2 separate regions of the Homo sapiens genome follow, and region 1 is linked to region 2. Evidence: chromatin loops called from intact Hi-C (ENCODE). Cell type or tissue: B cell. All regions are shown on one strand. Each heading gives the region's core, and the rest is flanking DNA. Links, peaks and the distances in the headings are about the cores only. Region 1 has its middle 6.9 kb from the start of VSIG4. Region 2 overlaps MSN (moesin).

The links. Peaks named below come from ENCODE experiments on the same cell type or tissue, not always from the same donor. Only the 100,000 strongest peaks of a DNase experiment are listed, where the experiment ranks them.
Region 1: a loop joins it to region 2, with 21 times the contacts of the local background. A loop is called at or near these places in 1 of 110 quality-filtered maps.

The regions. Positions count from the first base shown.
Region 1 is chrX:66,040,916-66,053,030 of GRCh38, forward strand. No RefSeq gene overlaps it. Among named protein-coding and RNA genes, the nearest start is that of VSIG4, 6.9 kb to the left of the region's middle. RefSeq lists an enhancer at 5,707-5,756. In B cell, for the core only: no CTCF peak of the experiment used is centred there; a DNase peak (open chromatin) is centred at 6,156; H3K4me3 peaks cover 529 bases; H3K27ac peaks cover 2,445 bases.
Region 2 is chrX:65,691,081-65,703,195 of GRCh38, forward strand. The region is part of intron 1 of MSN (moesin); the gene reads left to right. Among named protein-coding and RNA genes, the nearest start is that of MSN, 29 kb to the left of the region's middle. RefSeq lists an enhancer at 7,319-7,548. In B cell, for the core only: no CTCF peak of the experiment used is centred there; DNase peaks (open chromatin) are centred at 4,001, 4,381, 6,131, 7,371 and 1 weaker place; H3K4me3 peaks cover 5,228 bases; H3K27ac peaks cover 8,000 bases.

The sequences.
Region 1 (12,115 bases), core at 1,428-9,427, 350 kb after region 2:
TCCTCTTCACAGGCCCCAGAGTGACTGTAATTTCATCAGCAGTCTAACTAGGTTTGGCACTGCGCTTTGTCTACTAAGCTTTGAAACAATAAGCACTTTCAAAAGCACAAATACATCCCAAAAATTCATACTGCACTGTAAGTAACAGCTAAGCTTAGTTTACTCTTTGATTGGAGGGATAGGAAAGGACTTGGTCAGGGGAGGGAGGAGTTTGTGCAGAGATGGGGAGTGGGAATATAAAGAAACATACTTGCCAAGGGGTGGCTGCATGCAGATGATTTGGAGCTGTGCACGGGCTAAGGAGACATTCCAGCATTTCAGGACACATTATTACATGGAATTCTATCAATCACCTCTGCCTCTAGGGCCCAATCCCCCTTGGCTGGTTGTTCCTTGTTTTTTGAGTACTGCACTCATTCCATCTCACTGGAAATTTCAGCCATTTTTTCCCACCGGGTCCTCACTCAGGAAACCCTGAACTTCACAGAACCCTCCTTTGATATTTTTCAACCAACACCCTATCACCACTACACCACCACCACCGCACAGACACACACACACACACACACACACACACGCACACACATACACACACACACACCCCTCCCCTTCCCCGCTAAAAAGCCCACTGGACAGATGTAAATTTCTGCCTGGCCAGGTGATTGTGTGTTTTGTGCTACCTCTTGCATTTTATTAGGACCTCCTGGATCTGAAGATAAATAAATGTCCTGGGGAGTATGCACAACATTACTTCAAGGCTGGGAAAGACTTCCAGTCTTGCAGTAGGCTCAGTAGCCCTCTTGATTAGTAAAAGAATTGGATGAGAAGTCAGAAACCTGGAGATAAGCCTGGCTCTGTGTCTACTTCATTCTGAGATCTTGAACAAGTCAAATCTCTCTGAACCTCAGCTTCCCTAATTGTAACATGAACATAATTATACTTGATGCTTGTATCTTTTCAGATTTATAAAAATCAAACTATACTATACATACAATAACAACTATATAATGATAGTTGCTATTTAAAATCTTTTACTCTTCCAGTCACTGAATTAAGCACCTTGCATGGGTTATTTCCCTTGGTTCTTACAACCCCTCAGGTGGGTATTATTGCACATACTCTTGTATCTCTCCCTACCACTCTATACTCCCTTACACTACTTTTCTTTTTCATTGTAGAGCCCACATATTTGTTGAATGAATGAATTCAATATATCCCCATTTTACAAATGTGTCTAAAACCCAGAATGGTGAAATCACTTACTTTTATAGAGGGTGCCTAGACAAGATTCAAACTCCTAGCTATATGCCTCCAGAAATGATACTGTTAAGTAACACACTATTCTGCTTCATTCACACCTTTAATGACCACTTCTACAATAGTTCCAGGTCTTTTCTGGATGTTGTGAGGGAGAGAAAAGAAATGTTAGGTATGGTCCCTGTATAAGTGAGATTTTAGTGTAAAGGAAAGACAAACACATATGAACCACTAATACAAGGTGAATTATTAACTGAGCTGTAAAACTTGTGGTTTGGGCAGTATTTAGTGAAGGAAATAGTAGCGTGGGAAGGCTTCCCAGGTAAAGTGATACTAAAACTACCATTTGTAGAACTCCTGCTCTGTGCTGTGCACATTATCCCTAGGCCTTACCTCACAAGGAAGACATTATGAATAACCTTTCCTTATTGAGAGAACTGAGGTCTGGAGGTACCGTGGAACCTGCCCATGGTCACACAACTGATAAATGACAGAAGTGTAATTTACCATCCAAGTTGGTGTTTCAAAAAATTGTACCTTTGATACTCCATGCACCAGGGCATGAGCCAGAAAAGATGAAGTGGTTGAAGAGGAGAGAGATGGATAGTTACTTTAATTCAAGGGGTCCACGTTTTTCTTATTTTCAAGCTCAGTGCTTCATGAGATGATACTGTGCATGTGGTAGGAGTTCACAGAATGTGGGTGAGCAGCAGAGAAAATGACTCACACCCTTTGAGGCCCAATATTCAGAGGTCACTGTGGCTCTGTGTCTATTTCTACCCCCATAGCCCACCTTTCTAGACAAAGGTTGAAAGGTCAGGTTGGAGAAATTTATCAATGTGTAAACATTATCTGAGACCCTCCTGTGTGTATGTGCACCTTGGGCTTACTGAGTTGGAGGGAAGCAGTGGTACAAAGAGTAAATCCACACAGGCCCTGCTCAAGGACACACACACACACACACACACACACACACACACACACCCCTATAAGTACTACAAATAAACATAAATGCACAGATACATATGGTCACACATTTGTGTATAGCTATACATATGTATATAATATGGCCTTAAGCACAAACGTGAGCACATTGATGTACAACACACAAAATATACACACAGAGACATGTAAGCACAGACACACAAAATATGCATGCAAACACACAAATACACATAGACCTGCACATAGACATGAGAAAACAAGCAATGAAACACAGATTCATACACTTAAGCAGGACATAGGTAGATAATACATGCATATAAACATATGAACACTTAAATAAAAACACAGATATAACATACATATACAGAGAAATACACATATAAACATCAACCTAAAAATACATAGAAAGATAAACATGAGGGTTTAGAAGAAAACTAACAATAACAGGCCTTACATATTAAGGGACAAAGGAATGGCAGAAACTGTTTTGTACAATGGGAGTTGAGAAGTGGTAGCAATCCCTATGGACTTCAGTGGTTTAGGAAAGCTTTCTAGAGGAGCTGGAGTGTGGGCTGGGATGTGAGATTTGGTTAGCATTGGATAGGCAAAGAGGATGGGGAAAAATTCCAGGTAAGTGGTAGAGAAAGAGCCAAAGTCCAGAGGCAATCAAAGGCAAGAATGATTCTGATGAACAGGGAGAGTCAGTTGGACTTTAGCTTGGTGTATATTTAGAAAGGCAGGAGAAGAAAAAGCTAAGCCAGATTGTGGAGGGTATTGAAAATAAGGCCAAAATGCCTAGACTTGATCTTAAAGACTTCTATGGGAGCCGTAGAAACTTCTATGGTGAAACGGGGGCCTGCTGCGGTTGAAAGCAGCTTCTTAGGACCAAATCTGTTTGCAGAATATCAATGGAATAGGATGGGGAAATTGGAAGCAGAAAACTGAGAGACTAATTAGACTATTGGTTGTATAATGCAGTGGAAAGAGCATGGGAATGGGCATTAGGAGACCCGGGTTCATTCACCTCTCTAGGCCTCAGTGTTCCCATCTATACTCTAAAGGTGTCATATTCACCCATGGATTTTCAACCTATGTTCTGGGGATCCCTAGGAGTTCTGTAGCAGGGAAGAGGAAGGGAATAGACAGAAATTTAGGTGACTGGATTTCAACCAATGGTGTACTAGAGACAACTTAAATTCTAAGAGCTGATTGTGTGAATTTATTCCTAACTCTGTGTTTAGTGACATTGTGTTGGTAGTTTGAAAGAAGCCATGATGAAGATATTTACAAGACCCTAGACGTAAGACCAGGCATATAATAGGTATTGAATAAATGCATATAATGCACTTTTGATGTTTCTGACACTGTTCTAGGTCCTGGGGGATATAGTAATAAAGAAACAGACATGAAACTTAAATTTTAATAGAAAGAAAAAAGTTTAAAAAACAACCAAGCAAATATCAAAAGGAAAATCAATCATTATATAATTATATATTATATGGCTCAGCCATGATATACCAGTAACATAAACACTGAATCTTGCTCTCACCACCAACATTGTCTATAAATAATTTATTTATTAATAATAAGTTGTGGAATATGAAGACAGGAAATACTCATATATGTATGTGCAGGACTTGGGTGAATAGAGGTGAGGGAGTGAATTAGAGCTAGATTTTTAAGAATAACAATAGCAATATGAGCATGTTATTCAGAGATATGAAGTCAAACACTGGCCAAAAAAAAAAAAAAAAAACAGCTAACAAAGTTGAAAATGATTGTCTTGGGGAAGGGGAAATATTTTAACAAGCTTCATAGAAAGATTTGATTTTCTTGATTATGTCTATCTAGCTAACAAATATGTATATTGTATATAATATGTCAAATGTTGATGAGTACCATGAAGTAAAATAAAGCAGAGCTATGGGATAGACAGTGTAAGAGTGTGATAGGCAGAGTACTAAACCCCCAAAGATGTCCGTATACTAATCCCCAGAACCTGTGAATAAGTTAGGTTACATGGCAAAGGAGAATTAAATTTGCAGATGGAGTTAAGGTTGCAAATCAATTGACCTTAACATAGGGAGATTATTTTGGATTACCCAGGTGGGTCCACTGCAATCACAAGAGTCCTTAAAAGTGGAAAAGGGAGGCAGAGGAGTCAGTTAGGTAGGGGGAAATGTGACTATGGGAGAAAGGCACAAATAGGTGTAACACTGCTAACTTTGAAGATGGAGGAAGGGAAAACATGTGTCAAGGAAAAGGGGTGGCCTCTAGAAGCTTGAGAGAACAAATAAATGGATTCTGCCCTAGACCCTAGAGAAAGGAATGCAGTCCTCTGACATCTTCATTGTAGCTCAATATGATTCATGGCAGACTTCTGACCTCCAGGACTGTATGATGGTTAATTTATGTTGCTTTAAGCCAGTAAAGTTGTTCTAATTTGTTATGACAGTGATGTAACACTAATACAGAGAGTAACGAGATAGCATGTATTCTCAGAGGAAATAATATTTGAACAAACCTGAATGAAATATGAGAGTAGGCTTAGCAGATATCTGAGGAAAGATAATTCCAGGCATGGAGGACTGCAAGCGCAAAGACTTTGAGGCAAGAACATGCCTAGAATGTTCAAAGAGGTGGGTTTGGAGCAGAGGGAGTGAAGGAGAAAATTGGGAGAAGATAAGATGGGAACGGAAAAGGGTGAGGGAGAGTATATTATGCAGGTTCTTGTAGGGCATTTAAATGATTTTAACTTTTATTCTGAGATAAGGAACAATTGGAGGGATCTGAACAGGAGGATGAGACAATCTTATTTGTGTTTTAAAAGGATTGCCCTTACTTCTCTATTGTAGAATATAGATGAGCAAGAGTAGAAGCAGGGGTACCAGTCTGGATTTGCAACAAATGAGTAAATGCAGGACAGTGACAGTGAAATCAGAGTATAAGGGGTGGATGCCAGAGACTGTGGAAAGAAGAGTGACTAGGTTTTGGTTATGTGGCAGAGTGAATCATGGCTAAGTGGAAAGCATAAATACTACTCATGTTGTAGATATGGCTGTCCTGGGCAACAATAAGGCCATAAACAGAGCTCAGAAAGTGTTCAAGGGGAGGGGTTATTTTTAGCAGAAGACAGTTTGGGATTAGCCATGTGGAAACAGAGATGATGGGACTCCTGCAGTGAGATGTCCTCATAGGGTGAAGAAGGTAGGACTGGAGTTCAGGGGAGATCATGCCTAGAGGGAGAACTTTGACAATCATTCAAAGACATGTGATGGTGAAGCCATGGGAGATTGTCATATCCCTCAGTATAGGAAAGTGCAGAAAGAAGCAGGTATCTAAGGATGGAGAGCTGAGAGTTCTATGTGGCACTCAACTCTCTCCTTCACCACCAATTCTAGATCCATACTTAAAATCACAGAAAGTCAGAGCCTACAGGACCCTTTGAGACCACAATGAGTCCTCCTCCTTCGCCTTGACTTCACAGGGGAAAAACATGAAGCTTAGTGATGGAATAGAATGTGTTTAATGATACACAGTGAAGATCAGTGGCAGAGGTAGGACTAGAACCCAGACTACCTTTATTTACATCACACTGCCACTCGTGCTGCTACATCCTCTAATTATGCAGGTTCTAAGAAATTACCCTCAAAAATGCATTTGGGAGAGGCCATTTCTAGACTGGACAGAGTGGAGCTGCTTTGTCCTTACTGAGCCCTAGTTGCTCTCTCTGAAGTGAAAAGCTAATAGTATTAATCAGTCAACTAAAACAACCAAGAGTGTACTTGAAAATCAAGCTGGGATCCATTGGTTACATGCATGCATGCAGAATGGAAAACAAACAAAAAATAAACTATATGCCACCGCCCTTATTTTTGATTGAACAATAAGAAGCAGTGTTTTTTGAGCTCTGGTTTTTAAGGTGACAGAAAAAGAGGAAGTGAGACAGTTGTGGCTGTGAGTGGGTGGATGTGATACATAAACTGAAAAAATTTTGTCATTTTCCTACTTCCACCCACTCTACCTACTGACTTGGAGAGTTCAACAAACAACAGCCTAGGAAGATCCCTGGTAGGCTAAGCCTGCAAGCCTTTTTCCTGGTTCCTCTTAAATGGACTTTCAATTTAAATCCAATTAATTTCATCAAAAGACTCGAGTACTTACTGTGTATGTCAGGCTTGTGTTAGGGACCTTACAAAAATTTTCTCCTTCATTCCTTCATAGTAGCTTTATGAGAAAGGTACTAATTTATTCACATTTTACAAAGCGTGTAAGGCTCAAGGCCTGGGCTCCAAATTTAATTTGAAATGGAGCTGGGAATTGAACCTATACGGTTTAAGGATAGAGTCCATGTTCTGGCTACCACTATCCAATACTGACTCTTGTACTATGAGTTTTATCTCTGTAACTCTAGGCCCAGCCAAGGGACTCATATGTGTCAGGTTCCGTCTGTTAGGTATAACCAAATTGAATGTAGAAGGTACTATCCTAGGAGGTTAAACTAATATAAAACTACAAGGAAACAAAGATCCAAATTCCCCTCAGAGTCAGGAAAGGCTTTGAGGGGGTAGGTCATGGCATTTCCAGTATACTTTGAGGATTGGGTAGGTCTTTTTCCTTTTCCATTTTTTTTTTTTTGAGACAGAACCTCCCTCTTTTTCCCAGGCTGGAGTGCAGTGTCATGACCACCGCTCACTCCAGCCTCAAACTCCTAGGCTCAGCAATCCTCCTCCCTCAGCCTCCTGAGTACCTGGGACTATGCACACCATCAGTGTAGGTCTTTTATAGGAAGAATTAAGAGCAAATAAGGAGGTTGTTCCAAATGGAAGTTCAGGGTGAAGCAGGACGACTTTTGTACAGTTGAATAACTTCATTTTTAGCATCTCTAGCCTTGACTAGTTTGCTAGACTGCAGACCCCAGATGTGAGGCAGCTGTTTTCTTCAGGACAGGATTTGACCTATGCTATACCCAAATGCATGTAATACAAAAAATGTAATAACATTTCTGCTGTACTAATCTTATGTTTGCTTTCCCTAAGCACATACTATCTGGAGGATTTCAAGGCATCCATGCCCATATTAGTAGGTGGAAACAAATAAGCCAGCATTAAAAGTTCTCCAAAAAATAGGCAAATTAATCTAGAGTCATAAAGTAGGTTTATTGCTGCATGGGGTTAGGATAAATTTCTGCTTAGGGCCAGTGAAAAAATGGGAAGTGACTGCTAATGGGTATAAGATTTCTTTCTGGAGTTGTGAAAATATTCTAAAATTGATTATGGCAAAGGTTACACAGCTCTGTGAATATACTAAAAACCACTGAACTGTACACTTTAAGTGGGTAAAGTTTATGTTCTATAAATTATATCTCAATGAAGCTGTTGAAAAATTCATTACAGTTTTGGAAAAAGTTTTAATGGCTTGGGAAAAAGTTTAAGTAATAAACTTTTAAGTAATAAACTGTTAAGTAATAAAGCAGAATATGAAATTGTACATAAGCCATAATCCAAACTAGGTTAAAAGTATGACGAGCTTGCAGATAATGTTTAATTTTTTTCTTATAATTTTTTGTATTTTCAAATTTTTCTAATAATCATATATTTTCTTTAATAATTTATTTTTATAATTTTCTTCAAGTATGCATCAGATATATATTTTAATTGGTAGACCTAAAATAATTTTTCTTTTGTACTTTTTACTTTGTTCCATTTTCTGATTTTCTACAATTAAAATGTACAATTTTAATAATCAGACAAAACGAATGCATTTGAAAATACCATAAAATATCCATTATACATTATAGCATCTACAAATAAGTAAGAATAATTTAAGTCAACTAATGAAAGAATGAACACTCAGGAGACAATTTGCACCAGAAGTAATATGTTTGGCTAGTGAACACATAGAAATATGCTAAACCTCACTTATAATAGCCAAAGTATAAAAACAATTGATGCTGCCCATTTTTGTTGAAGGTGTAGGGAAAAAGACACTTTCATACAGGGATGGTTGGAGTTTAGACTGTTGCCACCACTCTAGAAAGTAATTTGATAATACCTATTAAGATAAAAAAATTTTACTGAGCAATTAAAGTTTTAGGATGTTATTCAACAGAAACATTTACACTAGTGTATGATGAAATACAAGATGTTTATTGCATCATCGATGGTAATATGGAAAACTTAGAAGCAACTTAAATGCCTATCAATAAAAGATCGCTTAAATAAATGTTAGTTCATCAATATACTGAAGAATACTACAAAGCTATTAAAAAGAATGGGGGTAGTTTTATATGTACACATACAGAAAGATGCCTACAACATATTATAGATGAAGAAAGTAAAATTTAAACAAGAATGTATGAGTCCATTTTTGTTGAAAAATATAGGTTAATATATGCATAGAAAAATTCTGTGAAGGGCAGACAACAAATTGTTTTCTGTGGGGTAGGTTTATGGGGGACTTTCAGTTTCAACAAAAAAGGAAAACTGAGTTTTAATCCTAGATTTTCTAATTACTAAGGCATGAGGCCTTATATAAGTTGGTTTCCATTTTCTCATATGTAATGGGGCTAAAATTTGTATGTATTTCATAAAGTTACCTTGAAGATAACTAATGTAACTAATAAATATCAGTTATTTAAAATGTAAGCAATAAATATCAGTTATTTTGCTTTATACTACAATTTTTAATAATTTTTACACATTGTTTCTAAAATCAGAAGAGAAGGTAAGAAGATTGACAATCCACGTTCAAATAATGGTTTGGTGACTTTGTCAGAGTAGCAAGTAAGATGAGCAGAAACTGTATTAAACCTCCCCATGAGGAACAGAATATCTGGTAACCTACAAAGGAGCTCCCCAGATAGGGAAAGCCTTAGATCTCTATTCTTAAAATTTACTGGAAACTGAAGCATTTTTACATGCATTATCCCAAATCTGTCAGTTATTATTACTCTATAGATAAAGCAGAGTCTCTGAAGTTAACTAACTTCCCCAAAGTCACACATCGTGGAACCATGAATCTTACCAGGTTCTGTGTGACTCCAAATTTGTGCTCTTTCATATTGCACAACACTGTCCAGATTAATTCAAGTGGAGAGTGAACTTTTTCTGGTACATCCCTTAGTCTCTTGCACAGCCATTGCCTTTCACACACCCAGACTGTTTCTTTGCTTTAGGGACTGGAAAGTGGAAGTGGAACCCCCTATGTTCTGTCCTGGGATATTTCCGGGGTGAGCCAAGAGTAGCTGTGTGTCCTGCTAGGTCATGGACTTTCACTGACCACAGAAGTTGAGAACCCTTGAGCAAACTAAATTCTTATATCTTACTGGTTTGGGAGCAAAGCAGAAGTGGCAAAAGCTGACAAAACCCAGCTGGAGCAGGAATGTTGAAATGGACACAAATAAACATACCCTGTGGACACAATCAATATAAATGTTCTAAATTTACTTCTGCTCCTATGCTTATACTTTCTGTTACCTTGTAGCTAATCTTGGAGGTACTAGATACTCTTCCCTTCTCTTTTGCCCCATCTTTCAGGTGCCTAATTGTGCTATTCTCCTCTTCATCTTCATAGTCAAATTTCTCATTGAGGGTCTGTGTAGCTCACAGCTGGACTACTACAAATGTCTTCTCTTGGGCCTACCTATCTCAAATTTATGTTTAAATGTGTCCCAAACACTCTATTTTGATTATCTTTTCTCAGTCCTCAAAATGCTTCATCAACTCCTCCTCATGATCTGGCTTTATTATCTGGGGACTTAAACCTGGACTTATGCAGTAGACGGGCAGATAAAAGTAGGAAACATAAATATAATTTACTTCTAATTTTTACTATCTGCTAGAATATAAGCTTTATGAGGTAGAGATTTTGTGTATTTCATTTACTGGTATGTTGCAAGTGCCTAGAAATAGGCTTGAAACCTTGGGAGCTCAACAAATATTTATTGAATGGGTGAATGTATAAACATTCTAAGATCTTGTAGTTAATTTTCTTCCTTTGTAGTACTCAAATAGGAGTCAAATCTGCCATGTAAAATTTAGAGGTCATATATTCCAAGGAATAAGACTCTACAAGTTTTCTTGAAAGCACTGTCCAATTTATAAAACTGCTCACTGCTAGGGAATGTATTCTTTTGTTCATGTTATTCATTTAGTTCCCACATGCCTACTCTGTGCCTGACCCTGAGCTGGCACTGGAAATACAAAAATGAGTACAAAACATTACTGCTTTCAGGAAACCCAAAATCCAGAGTAAAACACAGACACATGACAACTAACTAGAATTTTAGGCCACACATAGTAAGTGCCCTGTAATATATACTAAATAGTCCAGGGGTAGAAAGGAGAGAGATCACCTTCAATTTTGGAATCAGAAAAATCCCGCTGGGCGTGGTGGCTCACACCTGTAATCCTAGAAATTTGGAAGGCCTAGGCAGGCTGATTGCCTGAGCTCAGGAGTTCAAGACCAGCCTGGGCAACATGATGAAACCTCATCTCTACTAAAATACAAAAAAAAAAAAAAAAAAAAATTAGCCGGGCATGTTTGCATGTGCCTGTAGTCCTAGCTACTCTGGAGGCTGAACCTGGGAGGCAGAGGTTGCAGTGAGCCGAGATCGTGCCACTGCACTCCAGCCTGGGCAACAGAGCAAGACTCCAACTCAAAAAAAAAAAAAAAGCCTCCCAGTGTAGGTCATCTATCCATGGCAACTAAGCCCATTATAGTCTTAGCAGGTGCCAAATAAGGTGTTGTTTGGCATAGCTTCCAATATTACAGACTGCAAAGATATCCCCTTCCCCAAGTACTCCCTCCCCAAGTCCTTCTTCTCTGTAGTATATAATCCCAGTTCCATTAGCCTTATTTTACAGATCGTGGTCTCATGGCCCAGAACACTTTTTGAGAGTACTTACTAGGTTTTCTTCCTAAGTACTAACTATTCTAGTAAGCTGTTATAGTCAACCCCATGACTGCGGAGTTGGGAAATTCAAGCACTCACTGAGGGTGTGCTGACTTAGGTGGAAAAATGTCCTGAATAACCTAATAGTGAAATCAGCCCTTCACTCCCATGGAGCAACTAGGGTGGTGTAGCAATGTGTGTAACTGTGGAACAGAGAAGACATGTGGAAATAAACAAGACAGACTTACAAGGAGTCACCAAAGTGCCAGAGTTGCAGAGGTCACCACCATTTGCACATCGTTCATTGACTTGGTCACTGTCACCTAGATGAAGAGTGTTGACATTAAATATTAAATTTAATTAATATGATTCTTTGTAAGACTTTGTAAGACTGTTCCTGGCTGGCACTACTGAGGTTGTGCCAGCAGATCTAAACAGGCATGCAGATCTAAAGGCCGAGATACCTGGGGCAAACTGGCTTAATGGAACTGTACTGATGCTGAGCCATGTGAGGAGGTGCAAAGTGTCAAACAGTAGATGCTACCTTTTCAATATACATGAATCACTTAACTCAAATGCAGCTGCTGCTCATCTCCATTTTGGAAGCTATTCCAAGGAAAAATTCAGTTAATAGTATTTTCATCTGGCTGTCTTCCTTTGCTATAATCTCTTGAAGTGAGAGTTATATATCACTGATATGTAAAACATATATGTTACATATATATATGTGACATTTTCAAGAGCACTTCATTTTTCCAAAGGCCTGATAAACACTTTATATCTTTCTGGTACTTGGAAGAAATGTGTACTTCTCATGCTATGTTGGGCACATGTCCATGCTGCTGCTGGTTGATGGAGCTTTAAGGGTTGGTTTGGTTCCTACTACTTCAGGGTAGGTTCTCAAATTTATGGATCCAAGCAGTCACCATTATCAATTCTGATGGTGTCAAATTAATCAAAGGTGTAAAACAGTGTCTCTCAGTCTTGGCTACACTTTATTTTTTATTTTATTTTATT
Region 2 (12,115 bases), core at 2,797-10,796:
TTAGGAGAGAAAGGTAACTGGGAGCTTTAGGGTGGATATAGTACACACTTCATTCTCTGGGGTCCAAGAATTATGTCTTTTTCCTACTAGGTGGGGAACCCCTTGAAGTAGTACTTGGCATAGTCTCTGTATTCCCAGTGCAGAGTAAAATACCCCACACTTTGCAGGGGTTCAATAGCTGCTGAATTGGTTTAAGGGCATTTTTTGTCTTATCCTCTCCCTTGAGTCAGATTAGATTCCCCAGAAGCCCCCTATCTCCTGGCTGAAGACTATGGAAGCTAACAGGGGAGGAAAGGAAGGGCTGCATCCACAGTTGGCTGTCTGGCACCTCTTGGATCCAGAAATCCACCTATAATTCTTAGCAGTAGTTAACTTTTCAGGTGTATATACTTTCACATGTAGATGTTTTTTATTTCTTTTTGTTTCTTTTCCTTTTTTTTTGAGATGGAGTTTTGCTCTTGTTGCCCAGGCTGGAGTGCAATGGTGCAATCTCGACTTACTGCAACTTTCGCCTCCTGGGTTCAAGTGATTATGCTGCCTCAGCCTCCCGAGTAGCTGGGATTCCAGGTGCCCGCCTCCACGCCTGGTTAATTTTTTGTATTTTTAGTAGAGATGGGGTTTCACCATGTTGGCCAGGCTGGTCTTGAACACCTGGCCTTAGGTAATCCACCCACCTCAGCCTCCCAAAGTGTTGGGATTACAGGCGTGAGCCACTGTTCCCGGCTCTTTTCTTTTTCTAGAGGAGGAACAATTGTGAAGAGCCAGGGTGGGAGGTTAGAAGGTAGGCACTCCTGAATGGTTGTTTCTTCCCACCACTTTTGAGAGAAGGGCCAAGCAGATCATGAACATCCTAGACTTAGTCCAGAGGAGAAAGGCCTTAGTGTAGTGTTGGCCACTAATGGAGGTCATTAGCCGTGGAGCTCTGTGGTGGCCTTCTTTCATTCTTAGCCTCTCACTCCCATTGAGTTTGGCATCCTTAGCTTGATTTCCTTTTATTCTCCAAACCTTTTCTGAGGGAATAGGGAGAGAAGCAAGGCACACATGTTCCTTTGCTTCTTGAGCCCTTAATTGGCCAGCTGGGAGGGATCCCCTTCTTGCTTCTTTCTTCTTCATGCATGCCTGTTGCTCTCTAAGGTCAGGGATTTGAGCCAGAGGCCTGGGAGTCAGGTACTTTATGGCTCAGCCCCTGGCCTGGGGCCTCCTATTGTGGGGATCAGCTTGGCCCAGGGCCTTCCTAGTATGAGAATGGAATGAGCTTTTGTGGAAGATGGTTAGTGGTCTAAGCTTATTATCTATTTTTTCTGCCAGTGCCTTTGCATAGGAAGGGAGTAGGCTGCTATGTATGATCAATTGGTATGTGGGCCAGTTATCTTTGGCTAACTTTCAGATAAAACCTTTGCTGTCCATCTTTTTTGGAAAGTAGAATGTGAAAAGAGATATTTATCCAGGTTTGAGGCCTTGCAGATAGTCAGTGGAGTTATCAGTATTTGGTTAAGTCTAGGAATTGGTGAACTTGCCTGTTGGACCAGTTTTTGTATGTATCATAAAAATAAGTTTTACCATTTTAAAAACATTTTTTGTTTGTTTGTTGGTTTTTGTTTGTTTTGTTTTGTTTTCAGACGGAGTTTTGCTCTTGTTGCCCAGGCTGGAGTGCAGTGGCATGATCTCGGCTCACTGCAACTTCTGCCTCCCAGGTTCAAGCGATTCTCCTGCCTCAGCCTCCTGAATAGCTGGGATTACAGGCGCCCACCACCACTCCTAGCTAATTTTTGTATTTTTAGTAGATACGAGGTTTCGCCATATTGGCTAGGCTGGTCTCGAACTCCTGGCCTCAGGTGATCCTCCCACCTCGGCCAGCGTTGTTTTTTTAAAAAAGAAAAAAGAATATGTAACCAAGACTATAAGTGGCTTACAGAGACAGTTTGCCAATCTCTGCTAGTCTGTGCTTTAGACTGCCAATTTATTGTATACCTATTTCTTATATACTCATGGCTTCTTTATAGTCACCTCTTTCCTGATCCAGACACACTGCAGGCCTTTGAATCCTGCTTCTTGTAGCCAATCATAAATACCTTCCATGTTGGTTACTAACTAACCAAACCATTGTGTCTCCTTCCATGTATACATGGGGTCTGTGGTCACCTAGGGTTAGAATTAAAATTGTACTTTTCAAAAAATCAGCTCCTGGGTTCATTGATTTTTTGAAGGGTTTTTTGTGTCTCTATCTCCTTCAGTTCTGCACTGATCTTAGTTATTTCTTGCCTTCTGCTAGCTTTTGATGTGTTTGCTCTTGCTTCTCTAGTTCTTTTAATTGTGATGTTAGGGTGTCAATTTTAGATCTTTCCTGCTTTCTCTTGTGGGCATTTAGTGCTATAAATTTCCCTTTAGGGACTAAAGAATATTTATGAGTAGTCAATGAGTGAGGTTGGCTTAAATGGTTTTCAGGTGATAATTAATGGTGAGCATCCTAAGTAGAGTTGCCTCAGGTCTTCCTGCGATTTTTTTGGGGGGCCTAGAGTCTCATCAACATTGCTCAAGTTGATTCAAGAGAAAGGAGGGTGGTAGTTATAAGATAAATGACAGACCAAATATTAGAATCATTTTAACCATTATTTATTGCTGCATGACTTTGGGTAATGTATTTAATGTCTCTCAACCTTAGTTTCCCCATCTTTAAAATGGAGGATAGTGGGCCGGGCGCAGTGGCTCACGCCTGTAATCCCAGCACTTTGGGAGGCCGAGGCGGGCAGATCACGAGGTCAGGAGATCCAGACCATCCTGGCTAACACGGTGAAACCCCGTCTCTACTAAAAATACAAAAAATTAGCCGGGCATGGTGGCATGTGCCTGTATTCCCAGCTATTCGGGAGGCTGAGGCAGGAGAATCGCTTGAACCCAGGAGGCGGAGGTTGCAGTGAGCCAAGATCGCACCACTGCACTACAGCCTGGGTGACAGAGCAAGACTCCATCTCAAACAAACACACAAACAAAAAACAAAAAAAAAAAACAAAACGGAGGATAGTACTGATACCTACTTCACTGAGATTTATGAGAGTTAAAAGAGCTCAAGAGTATGAGTATATCTAGGAGAGTACCTGGCATATTGAAAGTGCTTGATAAATGGCTGAGTTCCCTAAGTCTTTTCCATCATACTTTGCCCTCTTTAAGGATTTGAGATCAAATAATTTTAGAACCCTGAAGTCTGCTTTTAATTTGTGAGTGTGCCTCCTATACTACATTATCTCTTTAAGATTTTTTTTTTTTTTTGAGACGGAGTCTCTGTCTGTCGCCCAGGCTGGAATGCAGTGGCACGATCTCCGCTCACTGCAGCCTTTGCCTCCCAGGTTCCAGCGATTCCCTGTCTCAGCCTCCCGAGGAGCTGGGACTAGAGGCATGCACCACCACGCCCGGCTAATTTTTGTATTTTAGTAGAGATGGGGTTTCACCATGTTGTCCAGGCTAGTTCTGGAACTCCTGGCCTCAAGTAATCCACCCGCCTCAGCCTCCAAAAGTGCTGGGATTACAGGCGTGAGCCACCACGCCCGGCACTCTTTACGGTTTTGTTTTAATAGATGAGGAAACTGATACTTCAAACAGTGATGCCAATGACTGGCCTAGTTTGTGGTGAAACCCATCGTGCCTTCTGCTGCAATCTGTTGGAGGGAACGGTTGTCTGAGAATCCATGTGGGTGTATCTATCACTTTGTAAAGAGGAACTCCAGCTCTGGGAAGCCTTAAAAGTCCCAGGATGAGGGAGTAGTAGAAAAGGAGAAGAGGGACATGAGACCCAGGGTAGAAAGGATGGTTATGGGGTGTGAAGAATGGAGGATGTAGGAAGGAGAAAATGATTAGAGGAATCCTTACTTAAGAAGGCAAAACAGTTTGTGAAATCAATGGATCTCCACCCCTTTGCAGAAGCCAGGCAGCCTTGGCTGGGGCCCACCTCAGGCCCTTGTTATGCTGGTAGCTTTCACTTCTTCTTTGTGTGTGTGTGTGTCTGCGTGTGTGTGTGTGTGTGTGTGTGTGTGTGGTGGTGGTGGTGGTGGAGTATAGATGCAGAGGGATCTTAGTTTGGTTGCCTTTCCAGGTCTATCTGTAGGTAGGCAGGTTATCCATGTGTATTGAAAGTATGTTGTCGGGCCGGGCGTGTTGGCTCACGCCTGTAATCCCAGCACTTTGGGAGGCTGAGGTGGGTGGATAACCTGAGGTCAGGAGTTCGAGACCAGCCTGATCAACATGGTGAAACCCCGTCTCTACTAAAAATACAAAATTAGCCATGCGTGGTGGCACATGCCTGTGATCCCAGCTACTTGGGTTGCTGAGGCATGAGAATAGCTTGAACCTGGGAGGTGGAAGTTGCAGTTAGCCGAGATCATGAGATCGTGCCATTGCACTCCAGGCTGGGCTACAAGACAAAACTCTGTCTCAAAAAAAAAAAAAAAAAAAAAAAAAAACAAAGAAAGAAAGTATGTTGTCATGGGCTCCCTCAAGTCCTGAAGAGTGATTCCTCTGAGGTCTGTGTGAGCTAGGGTGGGGAGTGCTCATTAAGCTAAGCTGGTGCCTCAGTGGGGCTGTGGGAACATAATCAGCTTCTTATCTTTATTTTATACATTAGTCTATCTTGCCTGGCTTTGTCTTCAGGGATTTCTGTCTCTGATTGTGGCCCATCTCCCCCAAATCTATGAGCTGGCACCTAATGCCAAAGTGGTGGGAAGATCTTTAATTCATTTTCTTCTGATAAATTCTGGGAAGAGGGTCAGGAAGCTGGGAAAGGAGACACTGATATTTAACTTCATGCCTTTGAGAGAAAGGCATACTTTGTGTTTCTTACCTCTGTATCCCTGTACATGCTGTCTCTCTACCCAGAATACCATGAGGTTCCTTTTCCCTTTAATCTTTTTCTTGTGACAGTCTCCTTTGTCCTTCAGGAGAGGTCAGCTCTATCTCAAGCAACCTTCTGCCTTCTCACCTCCCCTTGTCTCCTCACCTTCCCCATTATGGCCTGGATGCCTCTTGCTTGTGTTTCCACAGTCCACTTTAATTACCTCTATCTCTGCCCTTGCTGTATAGAATGGTAATTTCTCATCCATTTATCTGCATATTTCCTCCATCTGACAAAAAAATGCCCTCACGTGCTTGCTCATTCACACACACACACACACACACACACACGAATTATTTCAAAGCCTGATCCGATCCATATTGGGTGTCTGATAAAGTGGTGGTATGTAGAACCTGTATGTGTATACATATGTCTGTGTCAATGATGTGGGTTCTTTCTGAAACACCTGAGGTAGGTAAGAGGTAGCCTTACTTGTTTTTCCAGATCTTGCTAGAATAGTAGATTTTTAGGGTTTGCTTTGGATTATGGAACAATGTATGTTGCCTTGACCATTAGGGAGGCTTCTGGGTAATTTCCATAGAGATTCTGGTTGGCCTCTTTACTGTTGTCTGAAAAAACTAGACCAAACATTCGGGGCTGGGGGTAGGATTCTTATTCTCTCCAAAGAACTGATATGAATATGTGTGTGGGGGGCTAGATAGGTTCATGCTCGCTCACCTCAGCATTGAGGGGTGTGAAGGTTATATGTTTGTGGTGGTAGGGGTGCTAAAAACCCTTGTATTATTGCAGGATAGGTTAAATAGTTTTTACTAGTCTCAGTAAATTGTTAGCTGAGCTTGTGGTTTGGAGGGAAAGATGTGGCTTTATCAACTCGAAAAAACAAAGCCAGCTTTTAGAGAAGTTACCTCAAGCTACATAGGGACCAAAACTAATAAGCTGGATGCCATGTGGTCTCTTATCTTATCCTTGCCACCAAGAGACTCTTCCAAAACAATCATAGATCCATACAGCCCAAGAGCATTCTTTGGGCTCTCTGAACCTCTGCTTCCAGGAAGGCGGTCATACAAAAATGAAGGCTGTGAGCTAATGGCTGTAAACAAATACACTTGCAGCAGGTTATGAGGCCACCTTTCAACCTTCAGCACATCCACTGGAGGTAGGTATTTTTGAGACTACTCTCAAAAAATTTTTTCTTAAGGCCTACGTGATAAACCTTGTTCCCTAATGGGGATGAGAATTGGATTAGGCTGTAAGATTAGCCTAGGGGAACAGCAGGCTGGGTGGGGGGTTGGGGACATCCTGCTTAGGGGTAGCCAGCCAAAGTCCCCCATACAAGCCCAACCAAGGATCATGCCACATTGAAGGTCTGCACAGTAGTGAGGCAGTGCTGTGGAATGACATCTGCCTTCCAACTTCTTACGTGAGTAAGGAGGCTCTCCCTGAATATTCAGATGGATGTTCAGCCACATTCTTTGCTATATTTATAGGGTGGGGAGGGAAGACAAGGGGGAGCCAGGGAGTCCGAGCTGTTTAGAGAGGAGAGAAGGAAGTTTCAACAATGGGTAGGTTCAGGCTGTGGTTCCTCCTCACTGCCCCTTCCTCTTTGAGTTTGTCAGGGGACCTTCCTATGGCCTGAGATCATTTTCTTTTTCAAAGTGGCCAAAGCCACTGTAGGCACATTTAAATCAGGGTGCTTTAGCAGAAATACCAATGCTGGCATCTAAAACCCATGTGTAGTGAGACTTGATTGACATTTGGGACCTTTTTAAAACTGTAATTTTATTGTATTTTTGCATTTCCTGGTTTGTTAATCAAGGAAGAACATTGGCATGTCATCTTCCAGTCTCCAAATGTAAGTTAAATTGTCAATTTGTGTTTTTCCAGAAAATTTCTTTTTCCAGAAGTGCTTTGAATCATGATCATCTATCTGTAGGCATGGATCCTCCAATTTAGAAGTTGCTCCTAGTGTTACCTAGTTACCCTTCCTGTTCCATTCTGTGAAACTGGGAGATTTACTGTAGATTATTCAGTCTGGTCAGACAGAAAACTGCAGCTCCCTCCCCAGTCAACCAAAGCCTCCTCTATGGAGGGGAGGTATGGTAATGACATTATCTTTCCTTAGGCAGCCGCGTGTTCTCTGAGAACAGGATGTGGGGAGGGCTGGGCCCCAGTCACAGGGTATGGGGGTGGGCACCGGAAAATGGGCTGGTGGTAAGGCCATGAGGATTAGTGCTTGCCTTCTTGGCTTTGAGAGGCATGAAGAGCTCCTGTATTCTTGATTGTTCACTCATGTGTACACCCCACCCTCGCACATGGCATGTCTGTGTTCTTACCCTAAGAAAGACTGTACCTGAGAAACACCTTGTGTAAGAGCCCCAGCTGTTTGGCTTGCAGAAACTCAGTGAGGTGGAGTGAGTGGGCCCAGGCTGCTCACTGTACCAACCCATGCCTTGTGATTCTTTATGACAGCCTGTGGCTTCAGGCCACTTTTGCTAAGCTTTATTGGGGAGCTGGGCCCCAGTAGATAATGGGCAGCTTTGCTGCTCTTTCTCAGGGCCCCAGTTGTTTCCCTCCCCACAAATGGCTCCTTAGCTGAGGTGATTTGCATGTTCAACTTCCTTTCAGGCCCCATCCTTCTCTTCTCCCTGCCCCCCACTGCTTCTGCTGGGGACCTGTGGTGATGTTCTGCCTGGGGTGGGGAAAAGAGGATGTAGCTAGCTTCCTGTGCAAAAGAGGGTGGGGCGCCGGCCTTCCTGCCTGTCTGCCCACCCACCCAGTGCTTGAGGAATTGCCTGAAGAGTTCAGTTCAGAGTCACCAGAGCCTGAAGGGCTTTCTTCAGAGTAGAGATTGACCTTTGCTCATGCTGGTCTCTCTCCACAGTTTTCTACTGTGGGAATAGCTGGACACTTTTTTCCTGAAATCGCAATGCTGAAAGGACCTTTAGAGGCCAACTAGACCAACCACTTCACATTACAGATGGGGAAACTGAAGCCCAGAAAGTCATATAAGTCCTATAAGGAATCAGTGGCAAAGCTAGGATGAGTAGAATTCTAGAAGGTCAGACCTAGGGCTCTCTCCCTCCCGTCAAGCTGCTAATCCAGTGGGTTACAAACTGTTTGGCTGGGCTACCTGGTGAGCTACAGCCTCCCTTCAACCAGAACAGCTCTACTTTTACGTACTTCATATTTTGAAGTTTTGTGTGATTTTCTGTTTGGGAGATTGAGGAGGCAGGAAGCTGTTAGAAATGTAATAAAGTCAAAACCACTGAGCAAAACCCAGCCATTACAGTTGGGAACACTCAGACCTACAGGGGGAAGTAAATATCCGAAGTTTACTGGGATTGGACTCAGAGACCCAATCTCTGAACCACCATTCATGGCTGGTTGCTCCGAGCTAAAGATGTGGCTCCTTCTACCACAAGGGCTGTTCCCACCCTGTGTTACCAATGCTATTCTCCTTTCCCAAAGACAGCCTCTTTTGTAGCATCCTAAGACAGACCTGAAGTCCAGAGGCTGCTCAATTTCTTGGATGAAACAAATGATAAGCCAGGAGCGGTGGCTCACGCCTGTAATCCCAGCACTTTGGGAGGCCGAGGCGGGTGGATCACGAGGTCGGGAGATCGAGACCATCCTGGCTAACACAGTGAAACACCGTCTCTACTAAAAATAAAAAAAAATAGCTGGGTGTGGTGGTGGGCGCCTGTAGTCCCAGCTACTCGGAAGGCTGAGGCAGGAGAATGGCGTGAACCCAGGAGGCGGAGCTTGCAGTGAGCCGAGATGGTGCCACTGCACTCCAGCCTGGGCAACAGAGCGAGAATCTGTTTCAAAAAAAAAAAAAAAAAAAAAAGACAAATGATAATAGGCAAGCCTTTGGAAGGACCTTTGTGTAGCCTTAAATAAGATAAACTTGGAAAGGTAAAGAACAGAATACTAGTAGTTGGGGAGATCAGGGTTCTAGTTCTATTTCTTTCACACTTGAGCATGTTGCTTTTTACCTTACTGAACCTCCATTTCTCCCTTCTTTAAAATGGTACTTGTCTCGGGCTTGTCTTTTTCTTACAGGGTTTAATTCAGTGAGAGAATGCATATGGGCAAGTATCTTTTAAATTGTAGAGCACTGTGCGCATGGGGCTAGGATTATTGTTGTATACAAGTGAGCCAGAGACCCTGGAAGAATCTGGGTTGGATAATGGCATTGCAGGAGAAAGGAACTAAAATTTATGAAACATCTACTACATGCCAGGTACCAAGCCAGGTGCTTTTCTGTTTGTAAAGGATAAAATGTCAGCCTTGCAACACTCCGGTGAGGTAGGCATTATTACTCCCATTTTACCTGTAGGAAAACTGAGGCTTTAAGAGGTCTAGGGACTTGTAATGTTCCAGAGACTACCTCTAGAGCCCAGGGTTTCTGTCAGGTATTTGTGAAGAGATCTTAAGAATGTCCTATGGTTTCTATTGGGGTTTTCTAGCCCACTCCCTGCCTCACTCCAGCCTCTCTCCTCTGGTGGGGATGAGACTGTCTCTTGTTGGCTTCATGTCTCAGTCCTGAACTCTTTATCCTCAGATTTCCTTGGAGTGCACTGGGCACAATTAGGTGCCCTTGTTTGGCCTTTAGCTGATGGGGAGCCCTTTGGGTCAGCCACCTTTTGGCTGATAGTAAGGATGTCCTGCTACCCTGGGGTGCTGGTAAGGAGAGCCAGGGATTTATAGCTAGCCAGACAGACTTGGCTCTTGGTCAAGGTCATGCAGCTAGAAAATAGCAGTTGGTTCCTTTCTTTGAGACTCAGTTTCCTCATTCATAAAATGGGTTTAATAATGCTTAACTTGCATGTGTCTCTTGTCCAGTGTGCTGGTAAATGTTTAACAATCAACTCTTCGGCAAATCCATGATTTTTACTGTTTGCCAATTCCCATGGTATAAATACTCCCACCATGGCTGATTTCAGGTTACCAATATGCAGTCCTTGATGGAGGAGTTGGGAAGAGATGTGCATGATCAGCTCTAGTGCAAGCTGGTTCTAGTGCACCATTGCTAGTCACACCTATTTTAGACTCCTACCCTCACCCTCCAACATACTCACATCTGTATGCAAATGCAGCATCCTCTCAACCATGCCTCTTCTTTTCCTCAAGTTCCAAGAGCATCAAGGAAAGAGAGAGCTTCATTTAAGGTCTGCTCCTTGCCTGAAAGTTCTTCCAGGAAAGAGTGAATGTGGAGTGTTTAAGACGCAGAGAACTCAAGAGGGCTTTGAGTGGGGCCCTAATTATAGCATTGTGATCATCATGCTTTGGCTGCTGAAGTATCTGAACTGTCTGTTTTCTCCCACTGTTTGATTCTTAGCTAGATGGGAGGATGGTTGAAGATCCTGGACAATGGTCTGAGGGTCTGGTGCACTTAGCGTTCTGATTGTAATTTCAAAGTCTCCTCCTCTTCCTGCCTGCAGACCTTACTTTGCTGGGTGCTAACCTCAAGGTTCCTGTCATGGGGATCTCTGGGCCAGAAAGCATTTTGGATGACCAGAGATCCCTGGTCCTGTTCTCTCATTTCAACAGCATCAAGGCCATGTGTTGTTTCTTTGAACTTTTCAGATGGAAAGAATCACCTGAGGCATTTGTTAAAATGCTAATTCCCCAGCGTCTTCTCTGGAGAGTCCATTTCAGTAAGCTTGGGGTGGTGTCCAGAAGTCTGGACTTTTTGACCAGTGCCAAATTCTTATGGTAAGCTAAGTTTGGGATATACCTCATTAAGCACTGCACAACACTCCTGCCATGGTGGCATCATTATGCCCACGTTACAAGTTGAAATTTAAGAGTTCATGGTTTATTATTGGTAGACCTGGATCTTGAGATCAGGTTTTCAGAATACAAAGCTATGTTCCTCTTACTACAGAGACATTACTTTAGTGCACAGTGGTGTATGTGATGGTGTGTAGTGATGATTTTAGGTAGGGAGGAGCAGGGATAATCCCTGCACTACTTTACAAATAGGGAGGCCAAGGTGCAGAGGGATTTGAGGGCAGTAGCAGAACTGACTGCATCCTTGCATCCTTGATCTTTTGTGGATGTGGACCGTATTCAATTGGCTTTTTTTTTTTTTTTTGAGACGGAGTCTTCCTCTGTCGCCTGTCGCCCATGCTGCAGGACAGTGGTGCAATCTCGGCTCACTGCAACCTCTGCCTCCCGGGTTCAAGCGATTCTCCTTCCTCAGCCTCCCAAGTAGCTGGGACTACAAGAATGCACCGCTACACCTGGCTAATTTTTGTATTTTTAGTAGAGACGGGGTTTCACCATGTTGGCCAGGCTGGTCTTGAACTCCTGGCCTCAAGTGATCTGCCCGCCTTGGCCTCCCAAAGTGTTGGGATTACAGGCGTGAGCCACCGCACCCGGCCTTTCAGTTGCTCTTTACTTGCTGTGTTTCCCTTCTATCAGACATCCCTCTAGTCATATTAACACCATCCCAGGCCAGGCGTGGTGGCTCACGCCTGTAATCGCAGCACTTTGGGAGGCAAAGGCGGTCGAATCACTTAAGGCCAGGAGTTCAAGACCAGCCTGGACAACAGGGTGAAACCCCTTCTCTACTAAAAATACAAAAATTAGCCAGACATAGTGGTGGGTGCCTGTAATTGCAGCTACTTGGGAGGCTGAAGCAGGGGAATTGCTTGAACCCGGGAGACGGGGGTTGCAGTGAGCCAAGATCACGCCATTGCACTCCAGCCTGGGTGACAGAGTGAGACTCTGTCTAAAACAAAACAAAACAAAACAAAACAAAAACAGTTTGTGATCTTCTGGATACCATCTGAGGGAGTTTGGAGGTCCCAGTGGGTTGTGTTGAGGGTTGCAGACTTGTGTGTGTTAATGGGACATAACTGGAGAAAATGGCAAGGCAGAGTCCAGAATAAGGAAGGAAGATCAGGCAGCCTTTGAAAATAATAAGGCAGCATAGGTGCTGTGTTGTGCTCTGCCTTTCCATAGGATTCTGCTTCTTGGGGAGGAAATCCCCATCTCTCTCAAGAGATAAAATATTTAAAATAATGCTGGAATACATGTGTATTTAACTGTTGTGCATGGTTTCACATTGTCTTGCCAACTAGAAATGTAATCACCTTTTAGTTTTCCCTGAAAGTGAGAGTCCTTTATGCTAGAAGGGCTCTTTAGAGGTCTTCTTGGGCAGCCCCTAGCCCTCTGTAGTGAAACAGGTTTTTGTTTTAAATTATTCCTGACAGGTAGGATATTCGTCATAATATGGCTAAAAGGGGAGGGATTAGTAATCAT